Linked DNA regions of Homo sapiens: region 1 is linked to region 2. The links are chromatin loops, found by intact Hi-C in ENCODE. Cell type or tissue: heart right ventricle. All regions are shown on one strand. Each heading gives the region's core, and the rest is flanking DNA. Links, peaks and the distances in the headings are about the cores only. Region 1 overlaps NKX2-5 (NK2 homeobox 5). Region 2 overlaps BNIP1 (BCL2 interacting protein 1).

Evidence for each region. Hi-C counts contacts between places; a loop is a spot of excess contacts. Peaks named below come from ENCODE experiments on the same cell type or tissue, not always from the same donor. Only the 100,000 strongest peaks of a DNase experiment are listed, where the experiment ranks them.
Region 1: a loop joins it to region 2, with 7 times the contacts of the local background. A loop is called at or near these places in 23 of 110 quality-filtered maps.

Annotation. Positions count from the first base shown.
Region 1 is chr5:173,222,644-173,232,705 of GRCh38, forward strand. NKX2-5 (NK2 homeobox 5) reads right to left here. Exons shown (of 2, transcript NM_004387.4): 2 at 9,466-10,062. The coding sequence ends at 9,926. It also overlaps the pseudogene RPL7AP33. Among named protein-coding and RNA genes, the nearest start is that of NKX2-5, 7.5 kb to the right of the region's middle. RefSeq lists enhancers at 6,543-7,209, 9,483-10,062. In heart right ventricle, for the core only: no CTCF peak of the experiment used is centred there; no DNase peak of the experiment used is centred there; H3K4me3 peaks cover 3,867 bases; H3K27ac peaks cover 4,276 bases; H3K27me3 peaks cover 5,785 bases.
Region 2 is chr5:173,161,287-173,171,668 of GRCh38, forward strand. BNIP1 (BCL2 interacting protein 1) reads left to right here. Exons shown (of 6, transcript NM_001205.3): 6 at 2,439-3,101. The coding sequence ends at 2,635. Among named protein-coding and RNA genes, the nearest start is that of BNIP1, 22 kb to the left of the region's middle. In heart right ventricle, for the core only: CTCF peaks have their summits at 5,178 (motif pointing right) and 5,377; DNase peaks (open chromatin) are centred at 2,014, 4,029 and 5,195; H3K27ac peaks cover 4,696 bases.

The DNA.
Region 1 (10,062 bases), core at 2,063-10,062, 62 kb after region 2:
CATCTTTGAGATTGATTCATGTTGTTGAGTGTGGCTGTGGCACTTTCATTTTCACTGCTGTATAATATTCCACTCTGTGAATTTTCTACAACTTAATTATAACTCTGTCCAACTGTTGATAGGCAATTTGGTGGTTTCAAGGACATACCCTTACACTCAAGGCTGTTTTGAACTTCATTACTTATGTCTCTAGGTACCCATATACAAGACTATCCCTGGTGTATATTCCTAGAAGAGGAATTGCTGGATCTTGGGTAGGCTCGTATTCAAATTTACTAAGTTGTGCCAAACTGGCTTCTAAAGTCTTTGTCCTCAGTTACACCCCTACCAGAAGAATTCCCACTGATGCCTACTCTATCCCAATTCTAATTTTTGCCAATCTGTTATATGAAGTGTATTGTCTCATCATGACTTTTTGTTTTTCTAAGTAATAAACAGAGTATATTTTTTTATATATTTTGGGGCCATTTGTACTTCCTTTTCCTTGAAATCCCTGTTCATTTCTCCTGCCCATTTTCCCCCTTTCGGTAATTTGTCTTCATTTGTTTATTCAGCATCATTTTTTTCTAAGCTCCTACAAGTGCCAGGCCCTCTTTCTGGTGCTTGGGATATACATCATTCAACAAAAGAATATGTTAGATATGATAAAGTCTAATGGAAAAAAAACACATCAGAGCAAGGTAGGGCTACCAGGAGTATGTGCATAGGAGTGCAAATTAAAATAGGGTACTCAGAAAGGGGCTCATGATAAGGTGACATTTAGGTAAAGACTGGAAGCAGATGAAGAATTCACCAGGCAGACATTCTGGGGGAAGGACAGTCCAAGCAAAGGGAACAGCCAGTGCAAAGACTCTGAGGCAGGAATTGCCAGGCTTGTCGGAATAACAGTAAGGAAGTCAGAGAGGCTGGAGTGCAGTGGCCAGGAAGTGTTAGGATTTCACGATATATTCTGGTACTAATGCTTTGTTGGCTATATATATTGCAAATATCTTCTATTTTGTGGCTTGACTTGCCTTTTCACTCTATGTGTGGTGTCTTGGGGAGTATGGGTTTAACTCCTGGGCTTAAGCGTAGATTTTTAATTTTAATGTAGTCCAGCTGTTCCTTTAAGGTTTGTGCTTTTTGGAGTCATGTTTCAGTAATCTTTTCCTAACATAAGGTCATAAAATATTTTTCTATGTTGTCTTTTAAGTGTTACATAGTTTTGCTTTTCATAGGTGGGCCTTTAATTAACCTTGATCTGATTTTGTGAATGATGTTCTCTCTCTCTCTTTTTTTTCTAAATCTTATGGAGAACCACTTATAGAAAAGTTCACCCTTTCCCCACTGAACTTCAAAAATACCTCTGGGCCAGGTGTGGTGGCTCATGCCTGTAATCCCAGAACTTTGGGAGGCCAAGGTGGGAGGATCCTTTGAGCCCAGGAGTTCAAGACCAGCCTGGGCAATGTGGTAAAACCCTGTCTCTGCAAACAACAACAATAACAATAAGCAACAACAACAACAAAACTAGCTGGGCGTGGTGGCGCGCCTGTAGTCCTAGCTACTTGGGAGGCTGAGGCAGGAGGATCAATTGAGTCTGGTAGGTAAAGACTGCAGTGAGCTGCGATCGTGCCATTGCACTCCAGCCTGGGTGACAGAGCAAGACGCTGTCTCAAAAAAACTTCTTTTAATTAAAAAACCAAATCTCACTTCCCCCAAAACAAAACTAACCCTTTCATGGATTGTATATGTATACTTCTGATTCTAGGCACTCTGTTCTCTCTCATTGATCTATGTTTCTGCCCTTGTGTCAGTATCACAGTGTTAACTACCATAGCTTTACAAGCCTTGCTAACTGATAGGAAAGAACCCCCCACCTCATTTTCCTTATTTCTTTATTTAAGAATGTCTTGGGGCTGGGTGCAGTGGCACATGCCTATAATCCCAGCACTTTGGGAGACTGAGGCAGATGGATTGCTTGAGTCCAGTAGTTTGAGACCGGCCTGGGAAACATGCTGAAACCTCATCTCTACTAAAAATGCAAAAAATTAGCCAGGCATGGTGGTATGCAGCTGTAGTCCCAGCTACTTGGGAGGCTGAGGTGGGAGAATCACCTGAGCCTAGGAGGTTGAGGCTGCAGTGAGCCAAGATCATGACACTGCACTCCAGCCTGTGTGACTGGACTCTAGGCACGGTGGCTCACACCAGAAATCACAATAGTTTGGGGGGCTGAGGTGGGAGGATTGCTTGAGCCCGGGAGTTCAAGACCAATCTGGCAACATAGGGAAAACCCACCTCTACACACACACACACACACACACACACACACACACACACATAAGCTGGGCATGGTGGTGTGCGTCTGTGGTGGCAGTTACTCAGGAGGCTTAGGTGGGAAGATAGCTTGAGCCCAGGAAGTCGAGGACACAGTAAGCCATAATTGCACCACTGCACTCCAGCCTGGGTGACAGAGTGATACCCTGTCATCAAAAAAAAAAAAAAAAAAAAAAAAAAAAAAGAATTTCTTGGCTATTCTTAGATCTCTACACTTCCATGTGAAATTTCCATTCAGCTGTGACGTTACAGAATACACAAATGCACTCTTAGCACTTTGATTGAGAGTGCACTGAATCTGGAAAACATTTAGGGATATTTCAAACCATCATCTATTTATTTACACTGTTTAAGCCTCAAATCTTTTTGAAAGGCTTTTGAAGAGTTTACACTAGGTGGTTAGGAAATCTGGATCATGGAAAGATGTGAAAATAGGCACCAGAGAGAACAAATATGGTGATAATTAAGCATCAAATTTGCCTGGAGTTGGGGGAAGGGGAAGCTATTCTTTTTAATTTGTAGGAAGAGGCTACACATGACGGAGCACCTGTAGTCCCAGCTATTTGTGAGGCTGAGGTGGGAGGATTGCTTGAGTCTAGTAGTTGAAGCCCAACCTGGACAATAGAGCAAGACCCCATCCCTAAAACAATTTTTTGTAAGGAGAAAGCTAAGCTAACATTGTTAGCAATACATGTTTCCTATTGCTGAGATTGCATGGGAATTTATGAAGGGCCACAGAAGGACAATAATGAATAATGAATGGTTGCATTAATTGAAAATGCAGACTCCTTTCCATATATAGCCACTTATTTTATTTTTTGAAGGAAAATTTGTATTGTTTTAATTATTTTTATATACAGAAAACTTAACAGTGTACATTTAACCCAGTTTGGTGGCAAGTTCTTTAGCCTTTGCCTTTTCAAGCTTGGCGATGTGAACCACAGACTTGGGACCCAGGACACTGCCTCCCCAGTGACGGTGGATCTCATCATATTTGTCGTTGTAATTGGTCCTGATAGCTTCCACCAGCTTAGCCAAAGCTCTTTTGTCTTCTGAGTTAACCTGTGTGAAGGCGGCAGTGGTGCAGGTCTTCCTGTGGACTGACTACACGCCCCAGTCTTGCCTTCCCCTTGATAATGCAGTAAGGGACCCCCCTTTTATGACACAGTGCAGGCAGGGAGACAACCAGCTTGATGGGATCCACGTTGTGTGCAATCACCACCAGCTGAGCTTTCTTGTTCTCTACCAAAGTGGTGATGGTGTTAACTCCTGCTCAAAGGACAGATGGTCTCTTAGTGGGGCTGTCCCCTTTGCCAGCAGCTTTCTTCTTGGCCTGGGACAAAAGCCTCTGCTTCTTCACTTGCTTTGTCTCTGGTCTGTACTTATGAGCCAGTTTAAGCAGCTGAGTAGCTGTTTGGCGGTCCAGGGCCTGGGTAAACTGGTTAATTGCAGGAGGCACTTTCAGCCTATAGCCACTTATTTTAAAGATCTCACCTGAAAAGCTGAAGGCAGAGAAAACCAGTCAGGGGCAGGGGGTGAGGTGAGTGCTGTGAGGCTAATATGAGTCCATTTCAAGACGTCTGCTGAGCTGGAGTTCAAGATAGGTGAGGATAGTTTAGGGTATACTGGAAAGAAGGGCATTTGGTCATGGAACTTGGCTTGGCTACTTTCTAACTGCAGGAATAGGGAAAGTGACAAAAATTTTTTTTTTTTTGGAGGCAAAGTCTTACTCTGTTGCTCAGATTGGAGTGCAGCTGGAGTGCGGCAGAACACTCATAGCTCATTGCAGCCACGACCTCCTGGGCCCAAGCGATCCTCCTGCCTCAGCCTCCTGAGTAGCTGGGACCACAGGCGTGCACCACCATGCCCAGCTAATTTTTTGATTTTTTTTGTAGAGACAAGGTCTCCCTGTGTTGCCCAAGCTGGTCTTGAACTCCTGGGCTCAAGCAATCCTTCGCCTCAGCCCCCAAAAGTGCTGGAATTATACGCATGAGCCACTGTGCCTGGCCCGACAAAACCTTTTTTTTTTTTGAGACGGAGTGTTGCTCTGTCGCCCAGGCTGGAGTGCAGTGGCATGATCTTGGCTCACTGCAAGCTCCGCCTCCCGGGTTCACACCATTCTCCTGCCTCAGCCTCCTGAGTAGCTGGGACTACAGGCACCTGCCACTGCGCCCGCCACCACGCCCGGCTAATTTTTTGTATTTTTAGTAGAGATGGGGTTTCACCGTGTTAGCCAGGATGGTCTCGATCTCCTGATGTTGTGATCCACCTACCTCTGCCTCCTGAAATGCTGGGATTACCGGCGTAAGCCACCCCGCCCGGCCCTGACAAAACCCTTTTAAGGCTCACTTTCTTCATCTGTAAAATGGACTCCACAATGAACAGCAGATTTCAAAGCTTCAGTGAGCTCACGCAGAGAGCCTGGCATACTATAAGCCCCCACGGAGGCTGGTTTGCTCCTAGTCTGCTTCCTGCAGGACTCCGGTGTGGAGTTTAGGATCTGGGTAGAAGAAATGGACTGTCTCGGAATATTCCCCCCAAATTGCTCTTCTCTCCAAAGCAGCACTGGCAGGACCTGAGCTTCACAAGCCACAGGGATGGCTTTGGGGTCCAGACTGAGACGGGCATGTCCCAGAGTCCCTCTCCCAGCCTCCACCATTCCACTTTCCTGCCCGGGGTCCCCAGGGCTGCCTGGCTTGTGCCTCAGCCATTGGATCACAGCAAACACACAGAGACCCTGAGATAGAAGAGCAGGGCCTGGAGAGGGGAAATCTGACTCCAGTTTCTTGCAGGCCCTCAAGAACTGGAGCCCGTGCAGTCTGGGGCCTCTGCTGGTGGCGGTTGCGGTTCTCCAACCTGCCAAATGATGAGAATCATCTGGACACCAATGCAGTTTTGAAGGCCCTGTCCCTGGGGAGTCCAGTTCAAGGCAGCTGGGGCAGGCAGGGGTTTGGGTTTGTCCCGGCCTCCAGGCAGTTTGTCTCTTTGGGCAGGCTTGGGAGCTGCTGAGAGTGGGTTGAAGAGCTAGGGCTCTCTGGAACCATCTGGATCCCAGCACCAGCTTCCCCACTCCACACTACTGGAGTGGCCTTAGGTAGGTGATGTTTTTAACTTCTCCGGGTTTCAATTTCCTCCTTGGAAAATGACAGAATGAGATTTGCAGGGTAAGCATTTAGCCCTGGGCCTGGCACAAAGTAAGCACCAACAGATGTTAGGCAATAATCCATACTGTTATTCCACGCAGCTGTGGGCTGCAGCAGGGTGAGGAGCCCATGGTGATCTGAGGGTCTCGCCCTCGGGTCTCTTCACTGCTCACCACTGGGGTGAGCTCTCCTCTGAGTCGCAGCAAGAGGGCCGGGCTGCATCCCTGGAGTCCCAGCTGCCACCATCCCGTCTGAGATTCCTCTCAGACTCAAAGGGAATAATAAGTGTGCTTCTCTGGTAATTTGTTGTGCCTGGCACATAGAAATCATCCAGGAATTGTTAGCTAATATCATGTCTGTACTCTTTAATGGACAAACATTTCCTGGCGCCTACTCTTTGCCAGTCCTGAACTGGGATGGGACCACGCTACATACTGGGGCTCTGGAACCAGCCTGCCTGGGCTTGAAACCAAGCTCTGACACTGACCAGCTGTGTGACCCTGGGCAACGTACTCCTTCTTTCTGGGTTTAAAATGAATCCTTCATCTGTTTCCTCACGATAACCCAGAGGTATAAAAAGGGATTCAATGGGTTCACTTGTAAAGAGCTCAGAACAGTGCCTGGCACGCGATAAACTCTGTGAGTGATAAATTAAAGGCAGGCCACAGGCCCCTTTCTCCAGGAGCTCAGCCTGGTAGGGGAGTCGGCAAGGCTTAGAGGCCACAAGGCTGTTGCCTGCGGCGTAGAAGCGCTGGGCCTGAGCTCGGAATGCTTCCCGGAGGATGCGAGGGGCGGGCGCTGCGGGGAAGACGGTGCTACTCCCGCGCGGGACCGCGTGATGTTTCCGAGTCAGCGGTGAAACCTGCGGCTTCCGCGCGTCCTTTAAAAATACAGGTATTTAGATACACACCGTGGCGTCGACTTAAGGTGAAATCTAAACAAAATGAAAGGACGGGAGCTATTCTGATTTGGCCGAACCTGTGCCTGCGGGCTGGGAATGACCCAAGGAAACGAAGGGACGGCGGAGCCAGTGCGGCGGGGGCCGGGTGGGAGGCGGTGGCCTCGTGCTGGGGACCCCCAGCCCCGGCTCGCCTTTGCCGGGAACCACCAAGCTAATTTTTTTCCCTTTCTTTTTTAAATAAACCTACCTTCCTTCCCCCATTTTTTCCTTTTAATATCGCTGTTTATCTCCATTTTTTTTAACTGCGGCGTGTTCTTGTTCGATTTTAAAAAATACTAAAAATAAAATGAGTCCCCTAGGTGCCTCCCTGGCGCCCTAGGCATGGAGAGCTCATGCCTGCGCCACCCTCATCTCCGCTGGCTTTGCCACCTCGGAGGCGCCCCACACTTCTCCTTTGTTTTGCTTTTCTCTGAGCCGGTTGAGTTTTCTTACCCTGAATGCGTCGTTTATACAATTAGCAACTGAACACAGAACAAATATCACCGATATAATTGGGGTGGGGGTCGCCATGTAAACACGGGGTGTTGTTACTTTAGGATACTTCTGACCCTGTCCCGGCCTGAGTCCTCGCTCCCTGACTCAGCATCCACGCAGGAAAGCCTCGCCCCAGCCAGGCAAGGGCAGTCCCTGCCGGCTCCTTGAGTTCTGCCGTCTACAGCTTGCCCCATCATGAGCCTGGATGTGAGGCCTGAGATCCTCACCCCACTGGCAAGAGTCTGGGTTCTGCTCAGCGCGGCCTGGAGCCATTCTGTCTGCATCTTTACTGGAGAGACATCCACAGTGTGGCGGGCTCTGGCTTCAGGAACACTCTCCCCAGTATGTGTCCTGTGTGTTTCCCAGCTCCCGTTCCCGCTTAGAGACTGGATGATCTTGACCACCCACGTAACCTCCTCAGTTTCCCGGTCTGCAAATGAAGATGGGTTCGGTGAGAGAACTCCTGTATACACTTAGCTGGGGTTGCTGGCATTTGGTGAGCCCTGGCAGATGCCAGCCAGCCGTTGTTAGCCTTTGTGAGCGCCTTGGGAAAGCTGCAGGAGATCCTGGGTCACTCAGCTGGTCCCCCAAGGGAGAGTATGACACATAAAGAGGGAAGTATCATGGAGAAATCCTCGTGGTATAACGTTAAGTGAAATAAATATTGTTTCTAATGCTACTGCAGACACCTGTAAGGTGAAAAAGGCCCACAGGAGTGCGGGACGGAGGCCACAGCGATCTGGTTAAGAGCAAATACGGGTCATTTCGGATAGAAGAATTTCCCAGTTGTGTGAGTTAGGCCTGCTGGGGCTGTGGGCTGGGGCTGCCTAGCAGGAGAGCACCGTCCTGCTTAGGAGCTGGTCTGGCAACCTGGAGGAGCCTCAGTGTGTCCCTCCGTAAGACTGAGACAGGAACATGTTAAAGACTCGCAGCAGGGTCACAGGCCCAGGAGGTGGAATGCCAGGGCTGAGCTGATCATCCGGCTCCCACTCCTGATGGCTCTCTCTAGCTGCCAGCTGGCCCAGACCTTCAGGTCCCTTCTTCTACTCAGCCAAGCCTTGAGCACAGCCCTTTCCTCTTCCTTCCCACAGCACAGCCCAGAACCCTGTGATGGTAGACTGCCTGCACTCCACTGCCCTTGTATCCTACTGTGTCCAGTGGTAACACTGGGTATAGACAGTGGTTGTACTTAGAACCTCCTGGCATCCTCCCCTCTTCCACGGGCGTGTGGCACTTACCCAGAGAGACACCACAGGCGCTGGCGGGGCTGCATGGTTCCTGGTGAGGCAGTAGGACAGCTCCTGGTTGTGCCAGGCCAGCCTGGCGACCCTTACTGGGAGTCAGGGGAACATTGAGAAGCACTCGGTTCCTGGCTGCCACAAGCAATGCTTTGGCTGTGTCAGGGAGCTCTCAGCCGGATGCCCCAATGCCCCAGGCCTCCAACTCAGTGCTTCCTGGGCAAAATATCAGAAAAACCCATATCCAGTGAGAAAACAAATCCTCAACTCCCTCTGGCTTTGGTCCCTTTTAAAGACGTATCTTAAAAAGATCCTGGGTCAGTTCCTCAGGCTCTGGGGCTGGTGATAGAGGAGCTGGAGGTCCGGTCCCAGCACCTGCTGACTGGCGATCCTGGATGCGAGCAAGGTGTGTTTGTTATCCTCATTTTACAGACAAACAAGAGCAACCACCGCCGCCGCCGCCACCACCACCACCGCCACCACCACCACCGAGGCATGCAGTGGGCAAGTCCCATAACAAGCAGGGTTTAAACTTGATTTCGCTGAGCCTCAGTTTTCTCATCTATAAAATCAGGACACTAGTAACATTTGTTGGTCAGAACTATGGTGAAATTAAATGCCCTAAGGAAAGGACATCAGTAAGGTTAGGGCTTAGGGGCTCCCTTGACCATGTGAATTTATGGGGCCTCACCACAGCTGGAGGTGAGCACCATCCGCAGGACACCTCTCTGGGGTCCAGCCTCGGCACTCAGTCCCACGGGCAGCTGATGAGGCCCCGACGTGGCATCTGGGGGCATCTGAGGAGCCTGAGAACGCTTGCCAAGGGCTTGGGTTCTTGGCTTTTCCATCTGGAAACAGGCTAAGGAGTTCTTTTAAGTGGGATGATCACGGTGCTCTCCAGCTACAGAGGGCCCAGGTTCTTTTGCTGTCCATTTAATGCCCAGTGCCTGGAACCGTGCCTGGCACACATTAGGATTCAAGGAGGGGAGCTTGGGAGCACAGGGAAGGCGGTCTCTGAAGTGAGGCATCCTGAATTTAACCAGAGTTCGACTAGTACTGGCTATTTGCTCGCAGGTAAGTCATTAAACCTCTCCGGGCCTCAGCTTCTAAACTTTAGGATTTTTTTTTTTTTGGATTATTGAGGATTATATGAGACAATCTCAGAAAGTGCCCGACACGGAACCAGTATGGTTCCAGCAAGGGTTAGGTTTTATTAGTATCAATGTTATCAATTTGCTCAGGGAATGCCTGTGCCTGAGATCTGAGACCAGTCCCGGGCGGCCACCTCTCTCCTGCTTCTGAAGCGCCGCAAGCTGAAAGAAGCACACGTGCGGGGTCAACGCACTCTCTTTAATGGGAAGGGGATCGTCATTTCTTACAGCAATAGGTAAAAACATAAATACGGGTGGGTGCGTGGGCGGGCGACGGCGAGATAGCAAAGGCCCGGGCGCCCGGCCCTGGCTCGCGGAATGGGCGGCCAGATCTCAGGCCCTGCGTGCCCGAGCTCAGTCCCAGTTCCAACCGGGGGTGCCCATGGACTCTCGGAGGGCACTCCTGGGGGGACAGCTAAGACACCAGGCTGCAGGATCACTCATTGCACGCTGCATAATCGCCGCCACAAACTCTCCCGTGCGCAAGAACAAACGCGCGTGGGACAGAAAAAGTTCCTAGGTCTCCGCAGGAGTGAATGCAAAATCCAGGGGACTCAGGGTCATGTTGGGAGCCCCTTCTCCCCCCGAGAGTCAGGGAGCTGTTGAGGTGGGATCGGTCAGGGTCGCGCCACGCGGGTCCCTTCCCTACCAGGCTCGGATACCATGCAGCGTGGACACTCCCGAGTTGCTCTGCGGAATCCCGGGGCTCTGAACCGCATTCAAGTCCCCGACGCCGAAGTTCACGAAGTTGTTGTTGGCGGCGGCAGTGGCCGGCTGCGCTG
Region 2 (10,382 bases), core at 1,297-9,296:
AGAAGCAAAAGGAAAGCAAGCAGGTGACCCCAAGGTCACTCCTTGAGTTTGCAGCTTACCTGAACATCTGGGCTCGGAACCAGCCAGGGGCTTCCTCTCAGCGTGTGCTGTGGGAGAGGCCTTGGAGAGAGAGGGAGCAAGGCGACAACTTGGCCTCTGAGCCCAGGGCTTTTATGCTCTGGTGTGGCGACAGCATACCCCCCGCTAACAGTGGGAAGGAAACACAAATGCTGGTGGCTTCTGGGGTGTTGAGAGGGTCCCGGTGTTCTTGGGGCCCATTTTGTACAAGCGATAACTATTGAAGAAAAGAGAAGAATACAGTTCTTAACCCTTTCCTTATGCCTCACAAATTCAGCTTGATTTAAAAGCCTACTAGGACCATAATTTTAAAACAAAAAGCTTATTAGGAATATGGTGTCTGGAATTTGCTCCACAATTGCAGGAGTAGTTGCAGTTGGGGGGAGGGGGAGCAGGATTTCAGAGGTTGGTGGTTCTTGGTTATGGGTGGTGGACACATGGCATTTCATGATATTATGCTGTCTGCTCTGTGATGGTTCAAAATTCTCCGTAATAATAAAGTTTAAAAAGAAAGGCCTATTAGATTTTTACTTAGCAAGATCTCAGGGTTTTGAAATCGCAGCAGGCAGGCGTGGAGAAAGCAGGCGGAGAGGGATTCCTGTTCTGTGAGTGTTTGTTTTTCTCCTTTTATCTGTCATTTTCAAAACGCTGCTGTGTTTCCTCTGATAATTTATCCTATTTACTTATTAGCTTTTAATTTTTAAAAAGGTAACACATACAGCATAGAGAAGGATAAGAAAACTCTAGCCCAGGACTGCCATAGAAACGCAACAGCAGCCACGTATGTAACTTTAAATTTTCCAGTAGGCACATGTTAAAAAGTAAAAAGAAACATAAGAAATTAATTTTAGTAAGATGTTTATTTAACCCATTATGTAAAATATTATAATTTCAATGTAAAACTAATATTAAAAACTATTGAGATATTTTACATTCCTTTTTCTTAGATTAAGTCTTTGAAACATCGTGTGGATTTTGGCCAGGCGCGGTGGCTCATGCCGGTAATCCCAGCACTTTGGGAGGCCAAGGCGGGCAGATCACTTGAGGTCAGGAGTTCGAGACCAGCCTGACCAACATGTTGAAACCCTGTCTCTACTAAAAATACAAAAAGAAAATTAGCTGGGCGTGGTGGTGCATGCCTGTAGTCCCAGCTACTGGGGAGGCTGAGGCAGGAGAATCATTTGAACCTGGGAGGTGGAGGTTGTGATGAGCCAAGATCACGCCACTGCACTCCAGCCTGGGTGACAGAGTGAGACTGCATCTCAAAAAAAAAAAGAAAAGAAACATTGTGTGGGTTTGACACTTACATCTCCTGACATCTCCATTTGCATTAGCCACGTTTTTCTATGCACAGCAGCCTCGCATGTCTAGGGGCTGCCATATTGGTCAGCACAGCTCTGGAGAGTACAAAAGGGACACAAAAAAGATCACTCTCTGTTCTGACCTCCAGCTGACCCCTACCTGCCAGCCCTCTGGTCCACTTCCCAGAGGCAACCTCTGTAACCAGTGTCTTAAAAAATATCTTGTGATCCTCCAAGCTTTTGTAACTTAAGCAAATGAAATACCATTTATCTCCCTGTTTCTTACCTAAATGGAAACATTTCACAGGCGTTCCTTTATACTTTCCCTTTTCACTTAATGTGTTCTATTCAATGGCTGTTCTGATGATGCCTTGCTATGTTTTGTGGGAGAACCTCGCCAGGTACACCTTCTACCCTCAGCGTCAGGCCCAGATACCCATATTCAGAAATACATCTGACTCTGGGGACAGTGATTCCTTAAGGGACGTGGGCCTCTTCTTAGGTGTCACCTCCTTAAAGCTACAGCCAGTATCCCTGGCCTGAGGGACTGGTATGTGTGAGGGCTTACGGCAGAGCCCGGGACACCCTTGCCCTTTTGAGATCCTGCAAAGTGCCGGTCTGGCCAGCAGATGTCCTGGAGGCCGCACCTCATAGGTGGAAGGTTCTGGTGCATTTGGCTGCTGCCCCAACACAGACCTCACAGTGCCTGCCCACGATCCCTGGGTTGATTTTGTGGCTGGTGGTTTCCCTGAGCAGCGTCCATCTGCTTCAGAGAGCTGAGGAGGTGGCTGGGTGAGCAAGCCTCTTCTGCCCTTCTCCCTGGTGACGCTCATGTTCAAGGACTCCCAGACAAACCCCCCCTCACTCTCTGGAGCTGATGGGACCTGGGGAGGAGCCTTTCCTTGTCAGCTCCTTGGCTGGTCTCCACATGCTTTGATTCCAGCTCAGAGGAACTCACTTGAGAATGCTGGTTTTTATCAGCACCCCAGCCAGCAGAGTGAGGTCTTTGGATCTTGAGCTGCAGTCTCTGAGTTGGGCCTCCTTCCTCTTTTGTTTCAGTCACTTCTTCACGAACGATCCTGGATGCAAATGAAGAATTTAAGTCCATGTCGGGCACCATCCAGCTGGGCCGGAAGCTTATCACAAAATACAATCGCCGGGAGCTGACGGACAAGCTTCTCATCTTCCTTGCGCTAGCCCTGTTTCTTGCTACGGTCCTCTATATTGTGAAAAAGCGGCTCTTTCCATTTTTGTGAGATCCCAAAGGTGCCAGTTCTGGCCCTTTCAGCTCCTGTTTCAGGATCTGTCCTGGTTCCTGAGCTCTAGGCTGCTAAGCTGAGCCACACACCCCTCCGTTTGCACCAGTTGCCTGCAGGTTGGATGGAACACAGTGCCCCACTTTTCTGCAAGTAGCTGGCTTGTAAAGGGTGAACAGAGCCATGGGAGGAAGGTCTGGCATTGGGATGCCGCCCTGGGGACATACGAACCGCCTCCTTCCACCATTGTGCACTATGGGAGGCCGCTGCTGCGTGGAGCACTTAAAGTCCAGCCTCCAGGACCGGATGCCCCTCCTGTCTCCCGCTCCCATCGTGCCCTTAAATGCCAGATCTGGTGGAGGGAAGAGAGAAGAGGTAGGAAGAAAGGTGATGAAAACTCCTGGTCATTCCTTGAATAAACTTGATTTTATTTAATAGAATAAAATGTATTTGATTTTGTAAGATAGCCCTCTGGGAATGTGTGTTCCTCTTTTCTTTTTTCTTTTTTTTTGAGATGGAGACTTGCTCTATCATCCAGGCAGGAGTGCAATGGCGCAATCTTGGCTCACTGCAGCCTCTGCCTCCTGGGTTCAAAAGATTCTCTTGCCTCAGCCTCCCAAGTAGCTAGGATTACAGGCACACACCACCATACCCAGCTAATTTTTGTATTTTTTTAGTAGAGATGGGGTTTCTCCATGTTGGCCAGGCTGCTGTCGAACACCTGACCTCAGGTGATCCACCCATCTTGGCCTCCCAAAGTGCTGGGATTACAGGTGTGAGCCACCATGCCCAGCCCTCTTTTCTTGATGTCCAGATTTTTAGGACATGAACCTAGATTATTTATTTATTCATTCATTCAACAACGAATTAGCATTGTTATTTTCTTTCTGTCCCCACCCAACAACAAGGAACTATTAAACAGCTGCCACACACAGGGTGTTATAGACGCTGCTGAACATGACAAATACATTGGTGAACCAGACATGGTTCCTCCCTCAAGGAGGAACAGAAGGAGACACGGAAATAAAATCTCACAGACTATCAGGAAGGAGGGTCCAACAGCCCCTGTTCAACCAGGTGTGGTGGCTGATACCTCTAATCCCAGCATTTTGGGAGGCTGAGGCAGGATGATCACTTGAGCCCAGGAGTTCAAGACCAGCTAGACAACATAGCAAGACCCTGTCTGTATTTAAAAAAAAAAAACAAAAAAACAGAAACAGAACAGAAAACAGCCCTTGTTGGAAGTGGCTCACACCAACATCTGAAAAGGCTGCAATGCCATTCTCTACCACAGCAGCCTGGCCAGGCCTGGGGGTGTGCAGTGATTCGGGCTGGCACATGCCTTTCTCTCTGATGTCCAGAGCTAAGTATAACCAAGGAGGGAGAAGCTAGTGAGAAGCTGAGACTGTGTGAGCCTGAGTTCTGTCCAGGCCAGAGGGAGAGGGCCCAGGCTAGGCCAGTCCTAGAGGTGCTGTGTCTTTTGTGCTGCAGGCCTGGCTGACCTCAAGCTTGAAATCCCAGCCTCCCCCACTATTTATAGCCCCAGAGGACCTGGGAAGGGCAGTGTGGAGGCTGAAGGGAAAGTGGGAAGAACATGGACTTTGATCCTTGGCTCAAACACTTGGTTTTGAGATTTGGCTCCACTGCTAATGGACCACAGGACCATTGGCAAGTTACTTTATGTTGCTAAGCCTCAGTTTTCCTATCTGTAAAATGGAGGTGATAATCCATATGGGTCCTCATAGAGTCAACTTGAGAATCCAATGAGAATATAAAGCAGCAAGTGTAGCTAGCTGTCTTCAGACCAGGCCTGCCATGGCCTTTCCAAATGCTGCCACCCCCTGGGCCCTGGGCACTGAGGTTTCCTGCAGCTGACAGCAGCGGTGCTTCAGGAAAAGCTGGGCCAGGCACCAGCATTCTGTTAGAGGTGTTTGAGCAGAGGATGTCAAGAGTTAAGGCCTCAGTTATAAAGTGGCAGATCATCATGGGACCAAGTTATAAAAAACTAGCTGCACATCTCAGACCAGCTTAATGAGTGGATTCCAAGTTAAAGTGTGGATCTAAGTATAGATCCACACTGTGTACACACACACACACACACACACACACACACACATAATTTTGTAGGCTGTATATCATCCTTAAACAATTCCTGGCCCCAAAAGACACTCGGTGCAGATTGTGCACACATGTGTCTTATTTATAGTCAAATTAAAGCTGAGAATAAAGCACAGATGGGAAATTCCCACTCAGATTCCAGCTGTAAGTGCAGCAGATGGATGTTATCAAGTTCAGATTTTCTTGTCTTAACATTTTTCTTTACTGCTTCCCACTAATTGTCAACATCCTCCTCACAATATGGAATTGCGTGGGCTCTGTATGCCCTAAAATTGCTCCCTTTGACACTTTATTCCTCTTTTACTTGCCTCCTCCTGAAAATAGAGTTGAATGTGACCCATTTTGAAATGTCATTGATAACAACATCTTGCAACCTCCACCAGCCACCAGGGTTAATCCTTCCCCAAAGCAGAATGCGGCCCTCTCCATGCTCAACCATGAGAGGGCAGTGTCCACATTTGCTCTGCCTTCTTGCAGTGGGTGTGGTAATCTTCATCGGTCCATTTGAAATGCTCTTATGGATATATATATATATATATATATATATATATATATATATATATACACACACACACACACACACTGCATATATATATATATGTACTGCGTGTGTATATGCAGTATATATTTATATGTAGGTATCAGATTTTTTTTTTTTTGAGACGGAGTCTCGGTCTGTCACTCAGGCTGGAGTGCAGTGGCGCAATCTTGGCTCGCTGCAACCTCCGCCTCCCAGGTTCAAGCAATTCTCTGCCTCAGCCTCCTGAGTAGCTGGGATTACAGGCACCTGCCACCACGCCCGGCTAATTTTTTTTTTGTATTTTTAGTAGAGACTGGGTTTCACCATCTTGGCCAGGCTGGTCTTGAACTCCTGACCTCGTGACCCGCCTGCCTTGGCCTCCCAAAGTGCTGGGATTACAGGCGTGAGCCACCGCGCCTGGCCAGATTTTTTAAAACATAAATGTATGAAGCTTACCTATATTTTGTTTTTGGATATGTTTCCTAAGTGGCCATAATTTTCACTGTTAAATAGTAATGCAAGCTCAGATGCTACCTTTTTTTTTTTTTTTTTTAGACAGGGTCTTGCTCTTTTGCCCAGGCTGGAGTGCAGTGGTGCGACAATGGCTCACTGCAACCTCTGCCTCCTAGGCTCAAGCGATCCTCCCACCTCAGCCTCCTGAGTAGCTGGGACTACAGGTGTGCACCACCACGCCTGGCTAAATTTTGTTTATTTTTTGTAGAGATGAAGTCTCACTTTGTTGCCCAGGCTGGTCTCAAACTCCTGGGCTCAAGCAATCCTTCCACCTCAGCCTCCCAAAGTGCTGGGATTACAGGAATGAGCCGTTGTGCCCGGCTCATCTGTTACATTTTGATTAGCTGACAGTCAAGGAGTTAAAGGTATAGAGCAGTCATCAAGAGATCTTTCATTCAAGAAGTATTTACTGAGCACCTACTATGTACCAGGTACTTGTGTTAGAGCTACACAGTGAACAAAACAAAGATTCTCTGTTGTCATGGACCTTCTGGTGTGTAGGGGATGTTGGGCAGATGATAAACAGTTAATACATGAAATGAGTGGTTTGGGAAGAGTGGAGCTTATTGATGGCGATCTGGATGGAGAGGTGGGAGCAGGTTTGCAGTGTTAAGCAGAGTGGTCAAGGTTGGTCTCACTGGGGTAGGATTTGAGCAAAGACTTGAGGCAGGGGAGGTGCGTCCTGGGGACAGTCGAGAGAGGGTTCTGCACAGAGGGAGCAGCTGGAGCAAAGGCCGGGCAGGGGCACACTGGCACATCTGAGGAGGGCAAGCAAGGCTGCGTGGCAAGAGGTGAGTGTAGGGGCTCAGTGACCTCAGGCTGCCAACCTGGAGCCCATCTCCCGCCCATACCCACCCTTTTCTTACCTCTCACAATCTTTGGCCCTGTTGGGCACTGGTTCTTCCAGAAAGCTCCCCGGCTATGTGGTGCCACGCTCTCTTGGCTTCCGTCTTACCTCTCTGGCAACTCCTCTCCTATTCAGGCTTAAATGCTTCAGATCTTGTTCCCTTTGTATCAAAGGAAAGGTCATCCATGTTCCTACACTTTGACCATATCTACAGGATGCTCAGCCATAATTCAAAAGTTAAATGTGCAATGCAGGCCTCCCAGGCAAGCTCCAGACCCTGATCAGCTCCACCGCCCTGTGGCTGGTGCTCCTCATCCGCCCCACGTTCCTGATCGCTCCCCACCCCACAGCCTGGGCCTTCCCGGGCTTCCTGGCTTCCCTAGCACGCTTCCTATTTTCTCCTTCTTGGGTCTCTTTTCCCTTCATCCAGCCCATCTCTTTGAAACCTCTTTCCCACCAAACCAGGAGATGAGCATTCGCTTTATTTTGACAGATTCGTGTCAACCTTGTTCTGAAAAGAAGGCATCCATACATTGTGTTAGTGTATGTAGGTGGCTGAGAAAAGATAGTGAAGCAAGCTCTGTGTTCTTCCTTGGCTAATGGTGGTCTTCCCTGGGGCCCTGCTGGAGGGTTTGCCCAAGCTGTGTTTCTTCCCTGAGCAAGAGCAGAATAAAAATAGCTGTGGGCTAATCTAAGAGATAGCAGACAGGAGTCTCAGCCCTGTTGTCAGGAATGAAGGGCTCAGCCTGGGGGTGAGGGGAGGGGTGGGTGTTATCACCCCAATGTCCCTTCAGTCCCCAACAGCAGGCCCAGGCTGCTACACACCAGAAACCTCAGGGCTCGTAGTGTTGGTCAACTTGCATCTTTAATGGGCCACAGTGTCTCAGTCAAAACTGTGGCCTTTGGTGGCAGAGACCTGAATTCTAGTTGTGCTCTTCTTGGCCATATGCCCTCAGCAATGGATCGCCTCCTCCACAACAGTTCTGACCTCTTAGCGGTACTGGGATGATCAAACGACAAGACACACGCCAGGAGCTCACTCAGTACCTCTCACACAGTGACCCTGGCGGCTGCCGCATTCTCTCCCAAACAAAAGCAAAACGGCCTACTACCCCTTTCTGTCTGGGGCTTAACTTTAGGAAAACAGCGCTTAGGCTAAGAAGAAGAGGATGCTGGGGTGGGTGAGAAATCAGGACCCAAGGACGGAGCACAGTTTCCCAAATGGCAAAGGACTGAGAGGGGCAGAACAGGCCCGGGCAGGTGGCCATCTTTCCCGATCCATGGAAAAAAAAGTTAATGGGTAGAATTAGCTTAATGTGCAATGTTCTTTTTTCTTATTCTTAAATCTTTGCTCTTCCCCTCCTTCCCCTGCAATCTTGTTTGCTGGCAAAGAGTACCCCTAGATAAAATGAATCCATAGAATACCAAATGAATGTGATGGAAGAAGGAGCAAATGGTGAATCTGTTTTAATCTGATACCCTGAATGGCACGAAGAACAAGAGTGCTCCTGGCAGAAATTTCATAATTTTTAAGGAAGTCATTCTTGGTTTGCAAGAGATGGCTTTTCCGTGGCATTCCCCATTGCCACCTGAACAGGCTTCAGAAGCAATGGATTAAAGGACCAAGAGGGTGTGATCTGTCAGACTCTGCAGACTCCTGCTGCCATCCTGAGGGACCTCGTCCTCCCATCCATTCCCATATCTTATTGAGTGTGTGCTAAAGCTACACTCTGCTGCATCCTGTGGACAGAAGAGTAAGATCCCGCCTGCCTTGCAGAGCCAACAGCTTGTCAGAGATTGACCTGAAGTCAGACAGATACACGAGAGGGTATATTGAGACCCCATAGTGAATTGTAATTCCAATTCACTAAGCCGAAAGAAAAAAAATTAAGCTGAAATTTGAGTCGTGCAAGAAATTGCCTTTCCTCTGGTTCCTGAGCAGATAGCTACAGATAAAAAGTTAAATATCTCCACAGGCGGCTACTCTATGTTCACCTTACCCTTATGTAAAGTGCTAATTTACTGAGCACCAGATAATTCATAGTTGACCATCCCCCTGCCTGCTCCTTCTCCCTTGCAACCTGTGGATGACCATACACCCTCCCTCTTTCCCTTCCAGCCAGCTTTTCCTCTTTAAATATTGAAGCCCTTAAAATCATCCTCGGAGAAAGGCACAGACCACGGACTGTTTCTGTGATTCTGTGTTTTTATCTTCCAGATATGTCCTTAACTTTGGCAAAATAAACCTTTAAATTGATTGAGACCCGTTTCAGATACCTTTTGTTTTACAAAAGCAATATATGTTCATTGTGGAAAAACTAAGAAATATGTTTAACCAAAACAAATTCCTCCCCTAAAAGATAATAGGGAGTCATAGTGCGGCCGGGCACGGTGGCTCATGCCTGTAATTCCAGCAATTTGGGAGGCCGAGGCAGGCAGATCATTTGAGGCCAGGAGTTTGAGACCAGCCTAGCTAACATGGTGAAACACCGTCTCTACTAAAAATACAAAAGTTAGCCGGGCGTGGTGGCACATGCCTGTGATCCCAGCTACTCGGGAGGCTGAGGCAGGAGAATCGTTTGAACCCAGGAAACAGAGGTTGCAGTGAGCCGAGATCATGCCACTGCACTCCATCCTAGGCAATTGAGTGAGACTCTGTCTCAAAAAAAATTAGTCCTTCTGGTGGGTGTGTTGTAGTCTTTATTGTGGCTTTAGTTTGCATTTCCTAATGATAATGATGTTATGTGCTTATTTACTGGCCACATATCTTCTTTGAGGAAGTGTCTTGCTATGGTCTGAATGTTTGTGATTTCCTCTCCTTGCCCCAATTAATATGTTGAGATCCTAACCCCCAAGGTGAGGGTAGTAGAAGGTGGGGCCTTTGGGAGGTGATTAGGTCATGAGGGTGGAGCCCTCATGAATGGGATTAGTGCCCTTATAAAAGAGGCCCAAAGAGGCCCCAGGGAGACCCCCGACCCCTTCCACCATGCAAGGACACAGCAAGAAGGTGTCATCTAGGAACCAGGAAGTTGGCCCTCGCCAGACACTGAATCTGTCAGTATCTCACTCTTGGATATCCCAGCCTCCAGGACTGTGAGAAATATATTTCTGTTGTTTGTAAGCCACCCAGTTTGTGGTATTTTGTTATCTCAGCTTGAATGGACTAAGATATGTCTTTTCAAATTTTTTTTTTTTGAAATGGAGTCTTGCTCTGTCACTTAGGCTGGAGTGCAGTGGTGCTATTTCGGCTCACTGCAACCTCCACCTCCTGGGTTCAAGCCACTCTCCTGCCTTAGCCTCCCGAGTAGCTGGGATTACAGGTGTGTGCCACCACGCCAGGCTAATTTTTGTATTTTCAGTAGAGACGGGGTTTTGCCATGTTGGCCAGGCTGATCTTGAACTCCTGACCTCAAGTGATCCGCCTGCCTCGGCCTGTCAAAGGGCTAGGATTACAGGTGTGAGCCAATGCACCCGGCCCTTTTCAAATATTTTGACCATTTTTTTAATTAGGTTGTTTGATTTTTTTTTATTTTTTCATTTTTATTATACTTTAAGTTCTAGGGTACATGTGCACAACATGCAGGTTTGTTACATATGTATACATGTGCCATGTTGGTGTGCTGCACCCATTAACTCATCATGCTCCTAATGCTTTCCCTCCCCCCTTCCCCCACCCCACAACAGGCCCCGGTGTGTGATGTTCCCCTTCCTGTGTCCAAGTGTTCTCATTGTTCAATTCCCACCTATGA